2 separate regions of the Homo sapiens genome follow, and region 1 is linked to region 2. A link is a loop called in an ENCODE intact Hi-C map of the cell type or tissue named here. Cell type or tissue: endothelial cell of umbilical vein. All regions are shown on one strand. Links, peaks and the distances in the headings refer to the core of each region. The heading gives the core; the rest is flanking DNA.

Region 1 (11,856 bases), core at 4,119-9,118, 130 kb before region 2:
TTAGGGTTAAAAACAGTAATTCTCTTCTCATTTAATTAATAAAACCTTAGGTGGATCTATATGGAATTATATAGAAAATATATATATATAAGAAGTGTTCTTTATTTCTCTTTGGTTTCTTAACACAAAAGACATGCATTCTCTAAATAAAAAGAAATAAGATTTTCTGGGAAACAGCAAATTGGGACCAGGCACGGTGGCTCATGCCTGTAATCCCAGCACTTTGGGAGGCCGAGGTGGGTGGATCACCTGAGATCAGGAGTTTGAGACCAGCCTGGCCAACATGGTGAAACCCTGTCTCTACTAAAAATACAAAAAAAAAAAAGAAAAGAAAAGAAAAGAAAAATAGCCGGATGTGGTGGCAGGAGCCTGTAATCCCAGCTACTGGAGTGGCCGAGGCAGAAGAATCACTTGAAGCCGGGAGATGGGGGTTGCAGTGAGCCGAGATCGTGCCATTGCTCTCCAGCCTGGGCGACAAGAGCAAAACTCCGTCTCAAAAAAAAAGAGTGTGAGAATGTTGGTGTTTGCTCACTTGTGCTCAAAGCCCAGCTCAAAGCACTGGCTTCATCTCACTTGGAAACATTGACCTCAGAAGTTACACTGACATAGCAGTGTAACTTCTACACCAAGAGGTAAGAGTGGACTCAAGAAGGCCACTACAAGAGCAGCATACTGGTCGGGCATGGTGGCTTATTCCTGTAATCCCAGCACTTTGGGAGGGTCACCTGAGGTCAGGAGTTGGAGACCATTCTGGCCAACATGGCGAAACCCCGTCTCTACTAAAAATACAAAAATTAGCCCGGCATGGTGGTGGTCGCCTGTAATCCCAGCTACTCTGGAGGCTGAGGCAGGGAGAATCGCTTGAACCCGGGAGGTGGAGGTTACAGTGAGCTGAGATCATGCCATTGCTCTCCAGCCTGGGCAACAGAGTGAGACTCTGTCTCCAAAAAAAAAAAAAAAAAAAACAGCATACTGTGGGAAACTGAAAACTGATCTTCCCCAGTGGCAAAATCTAGGCTAGCCTCCTAAGGACCAAGCAAAGCCCACTTCACAATCCAGGCTTGTCAGTACTACTTTAAATTCGCAAAAGTAAGGGGCTTATAATAATAAGATGAGCACTGATACGTTCCTAACAGGAAACGCAGACCACAATCTCCTTCTGAGTCTACCTCTGTAGGTAAACCAGGAGGGAGGGAGAAATGCTGGAGCTCCACCATGAGCCATATTGAATATCAGATTGTTAAGTCTTTTAAAATGAAAACATCATTTGTAAGTGCCTGTAGCAGAGGCCCAGCTCCTGAGTTGCAGATGAAAAAAAAAAAAAAAAAAACTTCCCTCTGAATACATGGCAATTGCCTGATGGTCTTGGGCTTCTGGAGATGCCCTAAGCACCACATTGTGCCTTTCTTAGCAGGTTTCCAAGCCAGCGCAGGTAGATAGCAAAGAATAGGAAAACAACCAGGTGGCGATTAAGAACCCTAAGGAATTGTATCATCTTTTAGCCTCTACTGGAAGAATTTTAGACGACCAGATTTTGGCAGCAGCAGCTGAAAGCCCCACAGCCCAGAGCACTGGTAATAGAAAATGTGCACCTCTTTGAGTCTCACTGTGCTACATTAAGGTCCCATACAGGGAGAAAGAGAAAGTAGCATGGAATCTCTTCAAGAGGTCATTTTTCAAGATTAGAAAAAGAAACACAAAATTTGTTCTTTGCAGCAGCAAGAGATTGTTTCAGCCTTCAGTTCTTCTTGTTATAAAGCCACCTTTGCTTGAATGTAAAGGTCCATCTTCTTGCTGGTCCGCCGGCCAAGGGCTGAAAGCATGCTACACCACTGGAATTGGTGAATGGAAGCAGGAACAGTGAAATAGCAGGCAGATAAGGTCACCAGACAAAGCCAGCCCGTGGCTGGTTAAAAGAAGCAAGCCCTGGCCGGGCGCGGTGGCTCAAGCCTGTAATCCTAACACTTTGGGAGGCTGAGGCGGGCAGATCATGAGGTCAGGAGATCGAGACCATCCTGGCCAACATGGTGAAACCCCATCTCTACTAAAAATACAAGAATTAGCTGGGCATGGTAGTGCATGCCTGTAATCCCAGCTACTCAGGAGGCTGAGGCAGGAGAATCACTTGAACCAGGGAGTTGGAGGTTGCAGTGAGCCGAGACTGCCACTGCACTCCAGCCTGGGCGACAATGCGAGACTCCCTCTCAGGAAAAAAAAAGAAGAAGAAGGAGAAGGAGAAGGAGAAGAAGAAGCAATCCCTTGTGTAGGTTCTAGAGGTACAGATGGTCAATGTGCCACAGAAGCATCACAATTGAGAAGAATCATCCAAGAGCGATAGATAGGCAAGTGAGAATCTGGCCCATCCTGCTGTTTCCTGCTAGTCAAAAAAGGAAGGAGTGTAAGTGACCGTGAGGAATCTGAATGAGTAGCACAGGAACATCTGGGGCCTTCAGCAACAGCTGAGAGTTCCCACCTAGAAGAGTGGCAGTAATTTGGCCGGTTTGCTAAGCCTGTGATTTAAAAAGTCCTCTAACAGTGAGTTTGAAGACAAACCCCATGAGCATCTTACTACAGGACCAGTTGAGAATGCATTGATTCCAGACATGTAAGGCCTCAGGACTCTGGGATCCGAATCTGCGAGTGGATACTGCTCTCTCTTGGTTGATGGTTTTCCATTTAAACACACACACACACACACACACACACACACATATTTTTTAAGTTCTGGGATACATGTGCAGGGCATGCAGGTTTGTTACATAGGTAAACGTGTGTCTTGGTGGTTTGCTGCACCTATCAACCCATCACCTAGGTATTAAGTCCCACATGCATTAGCTATTTATCCTGATGCTCTCCCTCCCCCTGCCACCCCAGCAGGCCCCAGTGTGTGTTGTTCCCTTCCTTGTGTCCATGTGTTCTTACTGTTCAGCTTCCATTTATAAGCGAGAACATGCAGTGTTTGGTTTTCTGTTCCTGCATTAGTTTGCTCAGGATGATGGCTTTCAGCTCCATCCACGTCCCTGCAAAGGACATGATCTCATTCCTTTTTATGGCTGCATAGTATTCCATGGTGTACATGTGCCACATTTGCTTTATCCAGCCTATCATTGATGGGCATTTGGGTTGGTTCCAGGTCTTTGCTATTGTAAACACAGAAATTTATTTGCCCCTAGTGTCCTTTATATTTTTTCTTCCTGCAAAATATGTTAATGTTAAAAAAGAAAAAAAAAATTCTTTTCAATTTATTTCAAGTGTTTCTTTGTTTAAATGTCCTTCAGTTTATTTCAAGTATCTTTTTTTTTCCAGTTTCTCCTGGACAAGCTGAAAAAGACCTTACTGAAAACGCAAAATTAGGCATGAGAAAAACTTCTGTTCCCCCTTCTTACCCAGTGATAAGGGAATTCTTCATGCCCTACAATGGAAGAAGGAACAGGCTTGTGAGCAGCTAGTACATCGCTGTAGCTGCATCGTCACAGGCAGTAAGAACATTTAGAGTGTGTCCTTTCTCTCCCAGCTACACCGCACAGTTTCCAACAGTCTTGGCCACTGCAACCTCCTCATGGCAAATTGGCCACAACATGGCTGGAGAACAAGCAGGCGAGGAGGAGTGTCAGATGGAAGGCCTTCTGCAAATGGGCAGCCTACAGAACTGTGATGGGTAGGAGCCAGGCTTGGTTGGAGGCTGTGTCTGTGTGGACCAGCACAGCAGTTCCATGTCACCAGGTGCAGGACTAGAGGGGCTTCTGTCCTGTGCTGTGCATCTTGATGACCTAGGCCTGAAGGTCACAAGGGCAGCACAGTGAGGACTTAAGCACCTGGAAAACTCAACATCCAGCGAGCTCACATTTCACAACATCTTCTGGTCCACCAACTCTCCAAAGAGGAATTGTCCTTGGAAGAATGCACTTACATTTGTTCAAAATTTTTTTTGTTAGGGGAGGCAGACAGAGTCTCACTCTGTCATCCAGACTGGAGGGCAGTGGCACGATCTCGGCTCACTGCAACCTCCACTCCCCAGGCACAAGTGACCCTTCTACCTCAGCCTCCCGAGTAGCTGGGACTACAGGCATACAACATCGTGCCCGGCTAATTTTTGTATTTTTAGTGGACACAGGGTTTTGCCATGTTGCCCAGGCTGGTCTCGAACTCGTGACCTCAAGTGATCCACCTGCCTCAGCCTCCCAAAGTACTGGGATTACAGGTGTGAGCCACCGAGCCTGGCCAAAAGAGATTTATTATTATTTTTTTCTCTGGGTGGTAGAAATGCCAGTGGTTTTATTTCCTTTTTACTGATACACATTTTCTGCAGTGGTATGGTATTAATTGTGTAAAAAAAAAAACGTAAGAAATGATAAAAGGTGTTTTTCAAAGGACCCCAGTCCCATTTCCAAGGCAGATAATGGGACTGGGGTCCTCTGAAAAACACCATCAATCATTTCTTTTTTCTCTTTCTTTCTTTTTTATTATACTTTAAGTTCTGGGGTACGTGTGCAGAACGTGCAGTTTTGTTACATAGGTATACACATGCCATGGTGGTTTGCTGCACCCATCAACCCGTCACCTCCATTAGGTATTTCTCCTAATGTTATCCCTCCCCTAGCTCCCCACCCCCCGAGAGGCCCCAGTGTATGATGTTCCCCCCCCTGTTTCCACGTGTTCTCATTGTTCAACTCCCACTTATGAGTAAGAACATGCAGTGTTTGGTTTTCTGTTCTTGTGATAGTTTGCTGAGAATGATAGTTGCCAGCTTCATCCATGTCCCTGCAAAGAACATGAACTCATCCTTTTTTATGGTTGCATAGTATTCTATGGTGTATATGTGCCACATTTTCTTTATCCAGTCTATCATTGATGGGCATTTGGGTTGGTTCCATTTGGGACCCACTTGAGGGGGCAGTCTGACCCTTAGCAGAGCTTGAATGCTGTGCTGGGAAGTCTGCTGCTCTCTTTCAGAGCTGTCAGGCAGTGACCTTTAAGTCTGCTGAAGCTTCGCCCACAGCCACCCCTTTCCCTAGGTGCTCTGTCCCAGGAAGATGGGAGTTTTATCTGTAAGTCCCTGACTGGGGCTACTGCCTTTTTTTTCAGAGATGCCCCACCCAGAGAAGAGAAATCTGGCAGTCTGACCACTGCAGCCTTGCTAAACTGCAGTGGGCTCCACCCAGTTCGAACTTCCCAGTGGCTTTGTTTACACTGTGAGTGTAAAACCGGTCTACTCAAGCCTCAGCAATGGCGGACGCCCTTCCCCCCACCAAACTCCAGCATCCCAGGTCGCTCTCAGACTGCTGCTGTACTGGCAGCGAGAATTTCAAGCCAGTGGATCTTAGTTTGCTGGGCTCCATGGGGGTGGGACCCGCTCAGCCAGACCACTTGGCTCCCTGGCTTCTGCACCCCTTTTCCAGGGGAGTGAATGGTTCTGTCTCACTGGTGTTCCAGGCGCCACTGGGGTATGGAAAAAAAAAGAGCTCCTGCAGGCCGGGTGCGGTGGCTTACACCTGTAATCCCAGCACTTTGGGAGGCCAAGGCGGGCAGATCGCAAGGTCAGGAGATCGAGACCATCCTGGCTAACACGGTGAAACCCCATCTGTACTAAAAATACAAAAAATTAGCCGGGCATGGTGGTGGGCACCTGTAGTTCCACCTACTCGGGAGGCTGAGGCAGGAGAATGGCGTGAACCCGGGAGGTGGAGCTTGCAGTGAACCGAGATTGCGCCACTGCAATCCAGCTTGGGCGACAGAGTGAGACTCCATCTCAAGAAAAAAAAAAAAAAAAGAACTCCTGCAGCTAGTTGGGTGTCTGCCCAAATGGCCACCCAGTTTTGTGCTTGAAACCCAAGGCCCTGGTGGGGTGGGCACCGGAGGGATTCTCCTGGTGTGTGGGTTGTGAAGACTATGGGACAAGCGCAGTATCTGTGCTGGAGTTCCTCAGGCTCAGTTTCTCATGGCTTCCCTTGGGTAGGGGTGAAAATTCCCCCACCCCTTACACTTCCCCGGGTGAGGCAATGCCCCACCCTGTTTCGGCTCGCCCTCCGTGGGCTGCACCCACTGTCCAACCAGTCCCAATGAGATGAACCAGGTACCTCAGTTGGAAATGCAGAAATCACCCACCTTCTATGTCGATCTCGCTGGGAGCTACAGGCCGGAGCTGTTCCTGTTCGGCCATCTTGCCAGCAATCGAGATTTATTTTTATAATGAATTGGTTCACATAATTATGGGGTCTGGCAAGTTGAAAGATCTGCAGGGTGAATAGACAACCTGGAGGCCCAGGAGAGCTGATAATTTAGTTCCAGTCCAAAGGCCCGCAGGCTCGAGACCCAGGGAGAGCCAATGTTTCAGGCCAAAGGCAGAAAAAAAGTCAATGTCCCAGATTGAAGATCATCACGCAGGAAGAATTCTCTCTTACTCAGGGAAGGGTCAGCTTTTTTGTTCTTTCAGGCTTTCAACTGTTGGATGAGGCCCACTCATATTAGGAAGGGCAATCTGCTTTACTCAGCCTACTGATTTAGATATTATTCTCATGCAGGGACACCCTACAGGCTGGGTGCAGTGGTTCACACCTGTAATCCCAGGGCTATGTGAGGCTGAGGCAGGAGGATCACTTGAGCCCAGGAATTCGAGACCAGCCTGAGCAACAGAGCAAGACCCTGTCTCTACAAAAAAAAAATTAAAATAAATTAGCCAGAGGTGTTGGCATGCACCTGTCGTTCTAGATACTTGGGAGGCTGGAATGGGAGGATTGCTTGCGCCTGGGAGGCTGAGGCTGCAGTAAGCTATAGTCATGCTACAGCACTCCAGTCTAGGCAACAGAGCAAGAGCAAGACCCTATCTCTATATTAAAACACACACACACACACACACACACACACACACACCTACCTACCTTTACAGACACACCTAGAATAATGCTTGACCAAACCCTCTTGACTCCATGGCCCAGTCAGTTGACACATAAAACTATCACCTAAAAATGATTTGAACATCACTGACCTAGTGATGAGAAATGTGAAGCCAGAGAGAGGAAGGTCTTTGATCTTCAAATCTTCCTTATTGAATTTATTTTGCTGATTGAGTTTAGATGCCAGCCTTCATTCCCTTGTGGAGGCTGCAGAAGAGAATCCGTTTCCTGGCTTTGTCTAGCTTCTAGAGGTCACCACATGACTCATGACTGACCCACTTTCTCTATCTTCAAAGGCATAGGTTGAGCGTTTCTCATATCAAATCACTCTGACACAAATTTCCCTGCCTCCTTTGTTTATTTATAAGGATCCTTATGATTATATTGGGCCTACCTGGATAATCCAGGATAATCGCTCCATCTCAAAGTCAGCTGATCAGCAACCTTAATTCCACCTACAAACTTAATTCTTCAGTTAACAAAAAAACAAACTCTAAAATATTTTAAAGAGACTTATTCTAAGCCAACATGAGTGATTGGGGCCCAGGAAGAAACACAAATCCAAGAAGCCTTGAGTAAGTGGTCATGAGGCAGTTAGGTCACAACTCTGTTTCATATATTTCAGGGAAGTAGAAGTTACAGGCAAAGTCATAAATCAGTACATAGAGTTTATACATTGGTTTGGCCAAAAAAAGCTGGATATTTTGAAGTGGGGGTTTACAGGTCATAGGTGGCCTCCGAGATTCTTTAACTTGCAGTTGGTTAAAGGAGTAAAGCTCTGTCTAAAACTTGGGAGTCAACAGAAAGGAATGTTTTAAGATAAGGATGCTATGTCACAAGATCAATGACTGGCAACTGCAATTTAACCTTTGACTTGCATAGCCTTAGGTCTTGTTTATAATTGGGTATCTTAGTCATAAAGAGTCTGTTTTGTCAGTGTTATGATCTCTATTTTAACCTTAATGCTGGTCAGTTGTGCCTAAGCTCCAAAGGGGTGGGGGTATAATGAGGCACGTTCAATCTCACTTCTTGTCATGGCCAGGAATTCAGTCTTTAAGGTTTTTGTGAGAGGTCTCCTTGGCCAAGAAGGAGTCCCTTCAGTCGGTGGAGGGACTTTGGATTCTTTTAGCTTACACCTCCTTGCCATGTAACATATTCACAGATGCTGGGAGTTACAAAATGGGTATCTTTGGGGCTCCATTATTCTGCTTGCCACAATATTCATGCCAGGGACATCTGAAAGAGCCTCTCCCTTCACACTACTGACCTGTTTCCAGAGTGACATTGGCTCCCTGGCTCAGGGCCATTTTCTGGCATCTGGGCCCTTCTACAATAGAGCCTTCTGGTAACAGAGCCTTCCCTACTTAGCCAGTGTTGTCTTCTCAGAATTTCTTCTTTTATTGGTTTTCTTGCCTAGAAAGTGGTCCTTGCAGCCAGGTGTGGTGGCTCACACCTATAATCCCAGCACTTTGGGAGGCTGAGTCGGGTCGATCACGTGAGGTCGGGAGTTCGAGACCAGCCTGGGCAACATGGCAAAACCCCATCTTTACTAAAATTACAAAAACTTAGCTGGGCATGGTGGCGGACACCTGTAATCCCAGCTACTTGGGAGGCTGAGGCAGGAGAATTGTTTGAACCCAGGAGACGGAGGTTGCAGTGAGCTGAGATAGTGCCATTGCACTCCAGCCTGGGCAACAGAGTAAGACTCTGTCAAAAAAAAAAAGAAAAAAAAAAAGAAAGGACGGAAGGAAGAAAGCAAGAAAGAAAGAGAAAGTGGTCCTTGCTTTTTGGGCTCAGATTATAGAACCAACCAACCCACCTGAGGTCAGCTTCTCATTATTGAATGGCACATTGAACTTCTAAATAGCTTTTATACACTTCAGGGCCTTTGCAATTACTATTCCCTCTGCTTGGAATGCTCTTCCCCCAAACTTTCTTTTTTTTCTTTTTTCTTTTTTTTTTTATTTGAGACACAGTCTCATTTTGTAGCCCAGGCTGGAGTGCAGTGGCACGATCTTGGCTCACTGCAAGCTTCGCCTCCCGGGTTCATGCCATTCTCCTGCCTCAGCCTCCCGAGTAGCTGGGACTACAGGTGCCCGCCACGATGCCCGGCTAATTTTTTGTATTTTTAGTAGAGACAGGGTTTCACCATGTTAGCCAGGATGATCTCGATCTCCTGACCTCGTGATCTGCCCGCCTCGGCCTCCCAAAGTGCTGGGACTACAGGCGTGAGCCACCGCGCCGGCCTCTTTTCTTTTTTTTAAATTTTTATTTTTTAGAGACAGGGTCTGATATGGTTAGGTTTTGTGTCTCCACCCAAATCTCATCTTGAATTGTAATCCTCATAATCCCCACATGCCAAAGGAGAGACCAGGTGGAGGTAATTGGATCATGGGAGTGGTTTCCCCCATGCTGTTCTTGTGATAGTGAGTGAGTCTCACGAGATCTGATGGTTTTATAAGGGGCTCTTCCCCCTTCACTCAGCACTTCTCCTTCCTGCTGCCTTGTGAAGAAGGTGCCTTGCTTCCCCTCTGCCTTCCACCATGATTTTAAGTTTCCTGAGGCCTCCCCAGCCATGCTGAACTGTGAGTCAAACCTCTTTTCTTTATAAATTATCTAGTCTTGGGTATAGCAGTGTGAAAACTGACTAATACAGGGTCTCACTCTGTCCCCAGGCTGGAACGCAGTGGCCAGATCATGGCCCATTGCAGCCACAACCTTCTAGGCTCAAGCAATCCTCCTGCCTCAGCCTCCCAAATAGCTGGGATTACAGGCATGTGCCATCACACCCGGCTAATTTTTTATTTTTGTAGAGACAGGGTCTCACTATGTTGCCCAGGCTGGTCTCAAACTCCAGAGCTCAAGTAATCCTCCCACCTCAGCCTCCTGAGAAGCTAGGATTACAGGCGTGAACCACCACAGGCTCCCCAGGTTTTCTTGCGGCTTCCTCACTTCCTTCAGTCTTTTCTCCACTGCTTCACAGAACACCATATCATAAATGGCATGTCTCTACTTTCACTCGCATCCATGTGAAGAGACCACCAAACAGGCTTTGTGTGAGCAATAAAGCTGTTTATTTCACCTGGGTGCAGAAGGGCTGAGTCCGAAAAGAGAGTCAGCGAAGGGAGATAGGGGTAGGACTGTTTTATAGGATTTGGGTAGGTAAAGGAAAATTACAGTCAAAGGGGGTTGTTCTCTGGCGAGCAGGGGCGGGGAACACAAGGTGCTCAGTGGGGGAGCTTTTGAGCCAGGATGAGCCAGGAGAAGGAATTTCACAAGGTAATGTCATCAGTTAAGGCAGGAACAGGCCATTTTCACTTCTTTTGTGATTCTTCAGTTACTTCAGGCCATCTGGATGTATACGTGCAGGTCACAGGGGATATGATGGCTTAGCCTGGACTCTGAGGCCTGACATCTACCCTACTTGATCTCTGCGTTCTTCTTCTGCTTTATCTTTCTTAGTATTTACTATGACCTCACAAAGGTAATATATGAAATTGCTGTTTATTTTTCTTCCTTCCGCCCCTAGAATGTGAGCTCCATAAGGGTAAAACTTTGTGTTATTCACTGCTGCATCCCCAGCATCTAGGACTAAGCCTGCCACCTGCTAGGTGCACAATAAATATTTGTTTGTGTCGACAAAAAGAGTCAACCTCTTTAAAATATTTGAAGAGATTTATTCTGAGCCAAATATGAGTGACCATGGCCTGTGACACAGCCCCCAGGAGATCCTGAGAACATTTGCCCAAGGTGCTCAGGGTGCAGCTTGGTTGTATACATTTTAGGGAGGCCCGAGACTTAAATCAAATACATTTAAGATGTGCATTGGTTTGGTCCAGAAAGGTGGGACAACTCAAAGCAGGGAGGAGGGCTTTCAGGTTATAGGTAGATTTAAAACTTTCTGGTTGACAATTGGTTGAGTTTATCTGAAGACCTGGTATCAACAGAAAGGAAATGTCTGAGATGTGATAAGAGGTTGTGGAGACCAAAGTTTTATCATGCAGATGAAGCCTCCAGGTAGCAGGCTTCAGAGAGAATAGATTGTAAATGCTTCTTTTTTTTTTTTACTGAGACAGAGTCTCACTCTGTCACCCAGGCTGGAGTGCAGTGACAGATCTCCGCTCACTGCAACCTCTGCCTCCCAGGCTCAGACGATTCTCCTGCTTCAGTCTCCTGAGCAGCTGGGACTACAGGCATGCACCACCACGCCCAGCTAATTTTTTGTGTTTTTAGTAGAGATGGGGTTTCACCATGTTGGCCAGGCTGGTCTCGAACTCCTGACTGTCTCACGCATCCGTGTGAACAGACAACCAAACAGGCTTTGTTTGAGCAACATGGCTGTTTATTTCACCTGGGTGCAGGCGGGCTGAGTCCGAAAAGAGAGTCAGCAAAGTGTGGTGGGATTATCATTGGTTCTTATAGGTGTTGGGATAGGCGGTGGAGTTAAGAGCAATGTTTTGGGGGCACGGGGCGGATCTCACAAAGTACATTCTCAAGGGTGGGGGAGATTATAAAGAACCTTCCTAAGGGTGGGGGAGATTACAAAGTACTTTGATCAGTTAGGCTGGGGCAGAAATAAATCACAATGGTGGAATGTCATCAGTTAAGGCTATTTTCACTTTTTTTGTGGATCTTCAGTTGATTCAGGCCATCTGGATGTATACGTGCAGGTCACTGGGGATATGATGGCTTAGCTTGGGCTCAGAGACCTAACACTGACATCAGGTGATCCGCCCACCTCAGCCTCCCAAAGTGCTGGGATTACAGGCATGAGCCACCGTGCCTGGCCATAAATGCTTCTTACCAGACTGCATTGATGTTAATACCAGAGAAGTATAAGAAGGCATGTCTGGCCCCCACTTCCCGTCAAGGCCTGAGCCAGTCTCTCAGGTTATATTTTGAGAGTGCCCTGGCCGAGGAAGAAGTCCATTCAGATGATTGGGGGCGGTGGGGGGGGGGGGGG
Region 2 (11,856 bases), core at 3,660-8,659:
AAATTTAGGGAAATTAGGCTAAAACCAGATTGTAGTTTTTGGACTTTAGCCTTTGAGCACAATAGGAAACCCAGAGCATAGATTCCTCTGAGTTCTTAAACCTCAAAGCTGTTTAAACAAGATCATATCTGCTTTAAAAAGGTAACCCTAGCAACATCATGCAGAACACATTGATGGTGGATGGAAGAGGGACTAGACGCAGGGTCACAGGCCAGGTCACAGATGGTGAGGGTCTAAATGAAAAAGGGAGAGTGAAGAGAAGGAGGTAGATTGGAGAAATGACCAGAAGGTTGAAAAAGAGGTTGCTAAGGTTCCCAGTAGAAACCAATAGATGGAGTGTGGCCATGAAAGGCAGTAAGAGGAGTGAGTTAGTGAGTGGAGGGAAGATGAGTGTTCAAAAAGTATGTGTTGGGCCATGTGTGGTGGCTCATGCCTGTAATCCCAGCACTTCGGGAGGGGGAGGCGGAGGCGGGTGGATCACTTGAGGTCAGGAGTTTGAGACCAGCCTGGCCAACATAGTGAAACCCTGTCTCTCCTAAAAATACAAAAATTAGCCAGGCATGGTGGCGGGTGCCTGTAACCCCAGCTACTCAGGAGGCTGAGGCAGAAGAATCACTTGAACCTGGGAGGCAGAGCTTACAGTGAGCTGAGATCGTGCCACTGCACTCCAGCCTGGGGAACAGAGCAAGACACCATCTCCAAATAAATAAATAAATAAATACATACATAAAATAAAGTATGTGTTGGATAAATAAATGTTTCTATGAAGCAGATAGTCTGAATTTTTGTTGGGTTTTAAAATGTATCATATTGCTGCTTAAGGAATATATCACCTCACTAATTATATGTTGCTTAAAGTATTAAAATCAGTTTGTTTTTTTTCAAATCATTTGCTAGAAAGTAGAAGAAACAGCCAAGGTTGTAAAAATAACAATAGAAAATTGGTATGTGGGTAACTGAAAATTTACTACATATAAATTTTATTTGACAATTAGCAACAACTACTTCACCACAATAATTCGCTATTGTCAAAATATGGCTAGCTGTTAAGTATTTCACTATTTTTTGAATACTTGCTATGTTTAATGAGCTATTTTTCTGCTCAGAGGGGAATGAGAGAATTTTTTTCTTAAAAAAAAAAGACAGCTAATAAGCTGTTGTTATTACCCTCAGTTATTACTCAGAGACCTTACAATCCACTGAAGAAACCAGTCTTGGAAGCAGATTTTATATAAGAGACAAGGAAGTGCATGTCAAATGAAAGCAAAGTGGGGTGGGAATAAAAAGCAAAGATGAAGTGGGTGTGTGTAGGGGCTGGGAGGTGGAAGACAAATAAGAAAGGCATAAGGTGGTATTTCAGTTGGACCTTCAGAACAAGGAGTTTGCCAGCATAAGCAACAGAAAAGTGAAAGTGCTTGGCATGTTTTAAGACAGGATACTGGCCCTGTGTGAGTGGCACACCAAGTTCGTGGAGGGAGAAAGGACTCTGAGGCCAAAAGCGTGAAGATATTAGAAAGCTTTAAATGTCATGCTCAAAGAGTTTGAACTGTGGGAAAATGATCTACTCTGTTATACATAGGAGAAGAGCAGGTTACACCTAATAGCACCATCTATTTAACTTTGGAATAGATATACTCAGATACATATCATCAGCCCTGAGCCTGGTTCTATTGCTATCCAGAGAATGGGTATAAACATGTCACTCTGGATGCGGTGGCTCACACCTGTAATCCTAGCACTTTGACAGGCCAAGGCAGGCAGATCACTTGAGGTCAGGAGTTCAAGACCAGCCTGGCCAACATGGTGAAACCCCATCTCTACTAAAGACAAAAAAAAAAAAAAAAAAAAAGATCCGGGCGTGGTAGCAGGCGCCTATAATCTCAGCTACTCTGGAGGCTGCCACAGGAGAATCACTTGAACCTGGGAGGCGGAGGTTGCAGTGAACCAAGATCAACTGCATTCCAGCCTGGATGACAGAGCAAGACTGACTCAAAAAATAATAATAATAAAAAAAATCTGACAGTTGTGGACTCTTGACTGGCGCATAACTCAGACTGGCCTGTACTAATCATGTTCCAGGGTTGATATCTTAAGGAAATTTGTAATTCAAATCAATAATGCTACTAGCTGACCCTTCTAACAAAAGTCAGAAATCTTTTCTGGATAAAACTTATATTAAAGGGATACATTGGATATATAATTTGTTGCTATAGGCAATAGTGTTATGAACAACATGCTAGAGTTGCTGTTTTAAGCATCTATTTAATGTGATAATGGTGATAATACATGTAATGTGTTTAGCACAGCACCTGGCACAGAGTTTGTGCTAAATAAATGGTAACTATTACTACTACCACCATTATTACTACCATCATCAAACACTCTAGAATACATCCTTTAATGATACATAAACAATTTGAATTATATGCTAAGTATTTATAAAACTAGGCTATCTGTCCCCTGTTACCCAGCAGTTTCCAGTCTTTTCCTATTTGAACTTTCATTTATTTATTTTTAATATATTTTATTTTTTAGAGCACTCTTCAGTTCACAGCGAAATTGAACAGAAATTATAAAGAGTTCCCACATACCCCCCTCCGGCTCTCACACAAGTGCAGCCTCTCCCACTACCAACATCCCTCACCAGAATGGTGCATTTTTTACAACCAATGAACCTGCATTGGCACATCATTACCACCCAAAGTTCATAGTTTACATTTAGGTTCACTCCTGGTGTTGGACATGCTAAGGGTTTTGTATGACATGCATCCATCATTATAGTATGGTACAGAATAGTTTCACTGTCCTAAAATTCCCCTATGCTCTGCCTGTTTGTCCTGATCTTTTATTTTTTTTCTTTTTTCTTTTTTTGAGAAGGAATCTCAGTCTGTCACCCAGGCTAAAGTGCAGTGGCCAGTGGCCCAATTTTGGCTCAATGCAACCTCCACCTCCTGGGTTAAAGCATTTCTCCTGCCTCAGCCTCCCGAGTAGCTGGGATTACAGGCGTGCGCCACCACGCCCGGCTAATTTTTATATTTTTAGTAGAGACAGGGTTTCTCCATGTTGGCCAGACTGGTCTCGAACTCCTGGCTTCAAGTGATCCACCCGCCTTGGCCTCCCAAAGTGCTGGGATTACAGGCATGAGCCACCGGGCCTGGCCCTGATCTTTTTGTTTTTAACAGAAATAGGCTCACATTTTTTCTCATTATAAAGCATATATACTCAATATATATAATTTAATACATTCTGAGTCTTTCCATGTTAAAATTCATCTGCAACACCATTTTAAGTGCTGAATATTATACTGTAAGGACGTACCATAATAATAAGCAGCACTTTTATTATGTGCCACACGTTTTATCTCACTCAATTCTCACAGCAACCCCATGAGGTAGGCATTATTATCACCTTCATTTTGCCTCAGAAAAACTGAGGGCTACAGTGATTAAGCAACTTGTCCAAGGGGTTATGCAGTCATTGCTAGAACTGGAATTCAAATACACGTAACGAAGGCTCTTTCGATTGACCTATTCCCTATTGTTAGACATTCAGGCTGTTGCCATATTTTTTGCTAGCTCTTATAAATAATGTTGTAATAATATCTTTTAAGCTAATGTTTGTGCACATCCTTAATTAATTCTTTAGGATCAATTCATAGAGCTGGAGTTTCTGGGTTGCAAGGTTGTTGATACATATCACCAAGCTGCCCTCCAGAAAACTTATACAAATTTACTTCCCAGTAGTGTATTAGAATACCTATTTCCTCATACCCTCTCAACATTAGATACTGTGACTTTTTTTTCTTTTTTACTTTGAACCCCAAATATTGCTAATTTAAAAAATATTTACGTGCCCATTCTTAAGGCATACTATAAAAATAATCAAACTTTCAAAGCAAGCAGAAAACATTGTGATTTATACAGTGTTGGAGATTCTTCCTCAGTGTTTCCCTTTAATAACACTAATTGAGAAGTTGTGCAGTGGCATGAACAGAATCTGAAAAATTTAGGTTTTCCTGAAAAACTCTCATATACACATGGATATATATGTGTACATGTATACATTTTGCATGTATATGCATATATATGTATACGTGTATGTATATATGTATATATGTACATAGAATACACGTATACAAATATACATATATATACACATATATACAGATACACACACACACCTTTGAAGAGGCAGAATTTTAATACGTTTAATTCATGCTACTAAGGTTCACATCTGCATCAATCAAATGCCCAGAAAATTCACAATATATAACATGAAACACTATGGTTTATAAAGTTTATAATCTAATGAAAAAGATATATAACCTGAACTTAAATGTATACATATACTTTCTATAGAAATTATGACACTTTGGCTGTATTATAATGACATGTCATAAATAAGACAATTACTTTCTATTTTTTAATTTTTTATTTATTTAACTTTTATTTTAGGTTTGGGGGTACATGTGAAGGTTTGTTACATAGGTAAACATGTGTCACCAGGATTTGTTATACATATTTTTTCTTTTTTTTTTTGAGACGGAGTCTCGCTCTGTCACCCAGGCTGGAGTGCAGTGGTGCAATCTCAGCTCAGTGCAACCTCCATCTCCCAGGTTCAAGCAATTCTCCTGTCTCAGCCTCCTGAGTAGTTGGGACTACAGGCACGTACCATCATGCCCAGCTAATTTTTTTGTATTTTTAGTAGAGATGGGGTTTCACCATGTTGACCAGGCTGATCTCAAACTCCTGACCTCAGGTGATCTGCCCACCTTGGCCTTCCAAAGTGCTGGGATTACAGGTGTGAGCCACCGCGCCTGGCCTGTTGTACATACTATTTCATCACCCAGGTAGTAAGCCCAGTACCTAATAGTTATCTTTTCTGCTTCCCTCCTCACATCCTCCCCGCTCAAGTAGACCCTAGTGTCTGTTGTTTCCTTGTGTTCATAAGTTCTTATCATTTAGCTCCGACTTATAAGTGAGAAAACATGGTATGGCAAATTTCCTTCATAAAATAATGATGAAAGACTTCCCTAGAAGAGATTATTTTTAATTTATACCTAAGGGATGGGAAGGAACCAATTTAGGTTCAGGCAAAGGCTTAGGATTTCCCACTGAAAAACTTCATCCAGGAAATCATGAGAAGATAGACTGAAATTGATGACACCAGCAGGGAGATAGTGTGAAATGTCTGAGGTAGGTAGGATTTGAACTTGAGCTACAGAATCATAAGCTACAAGAATTTTTTAATTGGACAAAATGTGGATCAAATCTTGTATTGGCTGATTCTTTTAGTAATAATGTGAGAAATTAATTGCAGAAAACAAGGCTTCTGGAAGAGAATTCTCCCCAAATTAAGTACTACAAGTGGCGTTTGCAAAGGAATTACCTTAGATAATTTTTCCACATGAAACAAAGTATTAAAATAGAAATAATGACTTCACTGAGATGTAATAAACATCACTGGTATCTTTTGTGTAAATTTCCCACTGTGCCTTTTTCTCACACTCCAGGAAGAAAGAAAAGTCCTTGGAAGGAACCAAGAGTATCAGCACCAAGGAATGATGTCATGGTGTGAAGGTGGCTGGGAGTAGAAGTAGCGGGAGGTTAGGGAGGGTGCTGGGTGAAGCTAATTACTAAGAATTATCTCCAGTGAAAGGATTAAGATAGGAGGAAAAACCAAGCTTAGTTCCATTTAAGAGAGATCACAGAAAATTCATATTGTAAAGACATTAAGATTTTTAAAAATTATTTTTCATTTTCCTAGGTTTGCTGTTTTTAAGCCATTTCCTACTATAGTAACTAGAGATAAAATGCTCAGAAAATCCTAAACAAAGGGTTGTACACTGTGTTTATAAATGTCTCTGCCTAGTTTCAGAAATGATTTAAGATGGTTTATAATGCTACTTAACATGAACTGAACATGGGCTAGATGTGCAGGGCATAAAGCAGGATCAGGAATGTATTACATGCTTGCAACTTTGTGGGCCATACACTAGATTTGGGGTTTGTGGTTGCCAATAGGAAAAGCAAAACCTAATGAGACAGATGTCAGTAGGCCTAAAATTAGAACAGATGAATTGCTCAAGAAAAGCACAACCTTTTCTCTTAGGAAGATGAGACATTTCCCCTGCTTCCTTTGGAAGAGGAGGGGGTGGGGATGGAGAAGTGACGCAGTGACATCCGGCTTGAGCAGAAGTGCCAGAATTCCTGGTGGGAGAGAAAGGAACAGGCATGGCAACTTCAGAGTTCTTAGGAGATAAAGCAAAGGGGCGATTTGGGAGAAGGCATAGTCTCAAGGTCAGAAGAGGTCTTTGGGCTTCTGTTCAACAGAAGTGGGTGAAGTAATTTCCTGAGAGAAGTGAAGAAAATATTTGCACTTAATTAAACAAAATAATTGTGAGGGAACAGTTTTTTTTTTTTTTTTTTTTTTTACAATGCTTGGAAAATACGCATCTTTATTTTTGTGTTCATTCAACACAAAAACCCATGGCTCTTCAATGCCCTCTGTCACAGTGATTTGTTTCTAAAACACGGTTTTACCTATATACGTATGTATACACACACACACCCATATATATATATATATACACACACACACACATATAATATAAAATATATATATATACATATATATGTGTATATATATATTTTTTTCATATGGAGTCTGTCTCTGTCGCCCAGGCTGGAGTGCAGTGGCGGGATCTCAGCTCACTGCAAGCTTCACTCCCCGGGTTCAAGAGATTCTCCTGCCTCAGCCTCCCAAGTAACTGGGATTACAGGCGCGTGCCACCAGACCTGGCTAATTTTTCGTATTTTTAGTAGAGACGGGGTTTCACTATGTTGACCAGGCTAATCTCAAACTCCTGAACTCAAGTAATCCGCCTGCCTCGGCCTCTGAAAGTGCTGGGATTACAGGCGTGAGCTACTGTGCCCAGCCTGTTTTACCCATATTTAAATACATGAAAAGCAGCACCAATTTTTAAAATTGTGGTAAAATACACTAACGTGAAACTTACCATCTTAACCATTTTGAAGTATACAGTTCAGCAGTGTTAGGTACATTCCCACTGTTGTGCAGCCAATCTCCAAAACTCTTTTCATCGTGCAAAACTGAAACCCTTTAAAATTGTACCCTTGCAAAACTGTACCCTTTAAACAACAACTCCCCATTCCCTCCTCCTCCCAGCCCCTAGCAACCACCATTCTACCTTCTGTGTCTATGAATTTGGCTACTTTAGATGCCTGTGGCACCAATTTTAAGGATAGACCAGTATAGGACATAACCATTAAACTTATAGTTTATGATATCATTCAATAATATTTGTATTTTTTCAAGAATAATGTTTCTATTTTGTAATATAATATCTACTAGAAATGAAAACACCTGTATTGCTCATGCTTTGTGAAAAACATCCAACTAGTATAGAAATGCATAAAGTAAAAATAAAATTCTGCCTATAATGTCATGCTCCAGAGATATCTACTAAAGATAGGTTGATAGATATCCTTCTCGACATCTTTAAATATATATAAGAGCTTGCTATCCATTGATTTTGAACCCTGGGTCTAATTACTAGTTACATAATTAACTGTGGCTGCTGAAGATGGTAGGGTGGAAAGATAGAAGGAACCTGGGTCTCTGATGATGTCATTGGCCCACTGAACTAACCCGGCCTAGAACCTCCTTTTCTTGGGGCTTCTTATTATTTGAGATAATAATGCTCCTTATTGCTCCTTATTGTTTAAGTCTCTCTGTTTTTTGTTTGTTTGTTTGCTTTTGTTTTTGTTTTTGAGACAGAGTCTTACTCTGTCACCCAGGTTGGAGTGCAGTGGCGTGATCTCGGCTCACTGCAAACTTCACTTCCCGGGTTCAAGCGATTTTCCTGTCTCAGCCTCCTGAGTAGCTGGGATTACAGGCGCATGCCACCATGCCCGGCTAATTTTTGTATTTTTAGGAGAGACATGGTTTCACCATGTTGGCCAGGTTGGTCTTGAACTCCCGACCTCAGGTGATCCGCCCACCTTGGCCTCCCAAAGTGCTGGGATTACAGGCCTGAGTCACCTCGCCCAGGCTGTTTAAGTCTCTTCTAATTGGATTTTACTGCTTTTGCCAAAAGCATTCTAATTCATCATGTCATTCTCCTAGAAAATTCAGCAGTTCTATACTAAAGGTAAGTATATACTTACTTATGTCTTATAATAATAATGAAGTGATACTTAGACACAATAAAAGCATATGCATAGTATTGCTATAGCAAGCTAAACCAACAAGCCTTGAAATCCCCATCATCCAATAAGTTAAAATGACTTCAATTCTGCCAAACACAATCTGTTATATAAGATGGTTTATTTTAAATATACATTATATTAAACTGAACGTTATGCAAATTAGGAGCCTAGAATTCCTAAGGAATGTTATGCATTTTTAAAATGCCAAGAATCGCCGGGCACAGTGGCTTATGCCTGTAATCCCAGTACTTTGGGAGGCCGAGGCAGGCGGATCACGAGGTCAGGAGTTTGAGACCAGCCTGGCCAATATGGTGAAACCCCATCTCTACTAAAAATACGAACATTAGCCAGGTGTGGTGGCGCGTGCCTGTAGTCCCAGCTACTCAGGAGGCTGAGGCAGAAGAATCGCTTGAACCCAGGAGGCGAAGGTTGCAGTGAGCCGAGATCACGTCACTGCACTCCAGCCTGGGCAAGAGATCTGTCTCAAATAAAAAAAAAAAAAAAAAAAAAAAGAAAGAAAAAATATCCTTTAAGTATTTGGTACTAGAAAAAAAGATTTTAAAATTATAATTTTTAAAAAGCCAGGTGCACCGGTTGCTGACTATATGTACTATTACTGATTTAAAAAAACCCACATATTTATTGAGCATTTAGTATGTGCCAGTGCTGTGCTGAGTGCTTCATACTGACCAAGGTAATCCACAACAAACCTACAAAGCAGTTACTTTTACATTCCCATTTTACAGATGAGGGATTTGCCTCCCAAATAACTGAGCCTGGATGTACAGTGCCATTTATAGGTCCTTGGCTCTCAGTTATTCTTCAAAATCAAATCTGGCTTAATCTCACCCCACTCCTCCTTCTACTGAAAGTGCTTTCAAATATAAGAATTCATGAGTAATATCTGTTTTGGTAATTCAAAGGACACTTTTCAGTCTGTTTGACGGCTTGACAGCATATGACTTACTACTTTTCCTTGTTTTTTCATGGTACTACTCTCTTCTGAAGCCTCCTCCTGCCTCTCTACTTAGTCCATCACTCTTCTTCTGACTGATTTTTAAGTGTTGGTGATTTTTAAAGTTTTGTCCTGCAACTTCTTCTCTGCTCTTTCTATACTCTCTTTGTAGGTCATATCATTAATTCCCACAGTTTTAAATAACAATCTACCAATGATTCCCAAATGGTTATCTCTAGTCCAGCTCTCACTCCTGAGCTTCAAACTAGTACATCGAACATCACTAGTTTACAGGTCCAAGAGAACCTCCAATGTAACATGTACAAAGCTAAACTCATCCTCCTTTGTAAATCTACTCTTCTTGCAATGGTCCCTTCTTATTCTGTGTCACTACCATCCCATCAGCTGCCCAAGCTAGAGACCTAGGAGTCAGGTTTGCCTCCACTGTTTCCCACCGTCCATTGATTCCATCTTTGAAATTTCTCCTGAATCTGGAACTTTTCTCTATTTCCACTACCATCACACTAGTCCAAGCTACCATCAGCTCTTTGCCAGGGTGATTGCAGTAGCCTATCTGATCTTCTTGCATATACGTTTGCCCTCTTCCAATCCACTTTCCACTCTGCAGCCAGGGCAATCTTTTAACAAATCTGATCATGTCAATCATTGGCTCAAAACTCTTCAATGGCTTCTCACTGACCCTAGGATAAAGTGCAAAATACTTAACATGACTTGAAGGCCCTACAAGATATTGCACTAGTCTACTTCTTCAACCACATCTCTCACCACTGTATCTTTGCTTTCACTGTAGCTAAAATGCACTTCTTTCAAATTTTATACACACTCTTTTATCTATACACCACACTTCCTTTTCCAGGACTTCAAGCATGCTGTTTTCTACCAGGAATATTGTCTACCCCTGCCACCAATATCCCAAACTAGCTAACCCTCTCACATCAGTAAGATCTCAACTAAGATGTTATCTCCTCCCCAAACTCAGTTAGATCAACCCTGGCAACTAGATCAGGGCCTAATACATAGTGGGTCCTAAACCACTATGTTGGCTTCGTTGAGTAGAAGACTGGATAGGTATGGAAGGCTTTGAGAGGCAAGCAGGTGCTCAACAAATATCGTTGAATGGATGAGTAAATGAGTAGAAAGAAGAAATATTTATTTAATGAACAGTTATAATTTCTCCCACTATAAAATTAATGCATTTGTGGGAACAATATTGAATATCATTCTATGAAGAAGAAAATGTCCAGTTTTAAGATTAGCAAGCAATATTTTTTTTTGTTTTTGTTTGTTTGTTTGTTTGTTTTGAGAGAAAGTCTCACTCTGTCACCAGGCTGGAGTGCAGTGGCGCGATCTTGGCTCACAACCTCCAACTCCCGGGTTGAAGCGATTCTCCTGCCTCAGCCTCCCCAGTAGCTGGGATTACAGGCATGCACCACCACATCCAACTAATTTTGTATTTTTGGTAGAGATGGGGTTTCACCATGTTGGCCAGGCTGGTCTTGAACTCCTGACCTCAGGTGATCCTCCCGCCTTGGCCTCCCAAAGTGTTGGGATTACAGGTGTAAGCCACCACGCCTGGCCACGAGCAATATTTTTAAATTGGTATCAAGCTATAACATTTCACTAAAATGTATTCTAGAGATTCTATCACATTACAAATCATATTATAAGAGAAATCTATAATACATAACACATAACACATAAATTACCAAACTGATTCAAGAAATAGAAAATCTCAACAAACCTATAACAAGAGATAGAGTCTGTAATCAAAAACTTCCCAACAAAGAAATGTCCAGGACCAGATGGTTTCAATGCTGAACTCTACTAAACATTTAAAGAATCAACACCAGGCCAGGCACAGTGGCTCACACCTGTAATCCCTGCACTTTGGGAGGCCAAGGCGGGTGGATCACCTGAGGTCAGGAGTTTGAGACTAGCCTGGCCAACATGATGAAACCCCGTCTCTACTAAAAGTACAAAAAATTAGCTGGGCGTGGTGGCGGGTGCCTGTAATCCCAGCTACTCAGGAGGCTGAGGCAGGAGAATCGCCTGAACCCGGGAGGCAGAGATTGCAGTGAGCCAAGATCGTGCCACTGCACTCCAGCTGGGCAAAAAGAGCAAAACTCCATCTCAAAAAGACAAAAACAAAAACAAACAAACAAAAAACAAGAATCAACATAAAATCCTACTCAAGCTCTTACAAAAGTAGAAGACAAAGGAGTACCTCCTAATACATTCTATGACGCCAGCATTACTCTGATACCAAAGCTAGCAAAAGATACCACAAGAAAACAACAGGTCAATATCTCTTATGAATACAGATACAAAAAGATTTATCCCAGGAATGCAAGGGTAATTCAACATGGAAAAAAATCAATGTAATATACCATATTAATTGAACAAGGTGGGGAAACACATGATCATCCCAAGAGATGCAGAAAAAGCACTTGAAATAATTCAACACACTTTCATGATAAAAATACTCAGCAAGGCTGGATTCAATGGCTCACACCTGTAATCCCAGCACTTTGGGATGCCGAGGTGGGCAGATCACTTGAGGTCAAGAGTTCGAGACCAGCCTGGCCAACATGGTGAAATCCTGTCTCTACTAAAAATACAAAAAAATTAGCTGGGCATGGTGGTGCACGC

The links. Peaks named below come from ENCODE experiments on the same cell type or tissue, not always from the same donor. Only the 100,000 strongest peaks of a DNase experiment are listed, where the experiment ranks them.
Region 1: it touches region 2 in a loop (12-fold over the local background); 1 of 110 quality-filtered maps calls a loop at or near these places.

Annotation. Positions count from the first base shown.
Region 1 is chrX:134,944,785-134,956,640 of GRCh38, reverse strand. It overlaps LINC02243 (long intergenic non-protein coding RNA 2243), which reads right to left and starts at 7,092. Exons shown (of 3, transcript NR_134925.1): 1 at 6,986-7,092; 2 at 6,106-6,441; 3 at 3,259-3,776. In endothelial cell of umbilical vein, for the core only: no CTCF peak of the experiment used is centred there; DNase peaks (open chromatin) are centred at 7,170 and 7,610; H3K27ac peaks cover 1,602 bases.
Region 2 is chrX:134,815,822-134,827,677 of GRCh38, reverse strand. All of the region lies in intron 3 of PABIR3 (PABIR family member 3), which reads right to left. Among named protein-coding and RNA genes, the nearest start is that of PABIR3, 15 kb to the right of the region's middle. In endothelial cell of umbilical vein, for the core only: no CTCF peak of the experiment used is centred there; a DNase peak (open chromatin) is centred at 6,167; H3K27ac peaks cover 2,158 bases.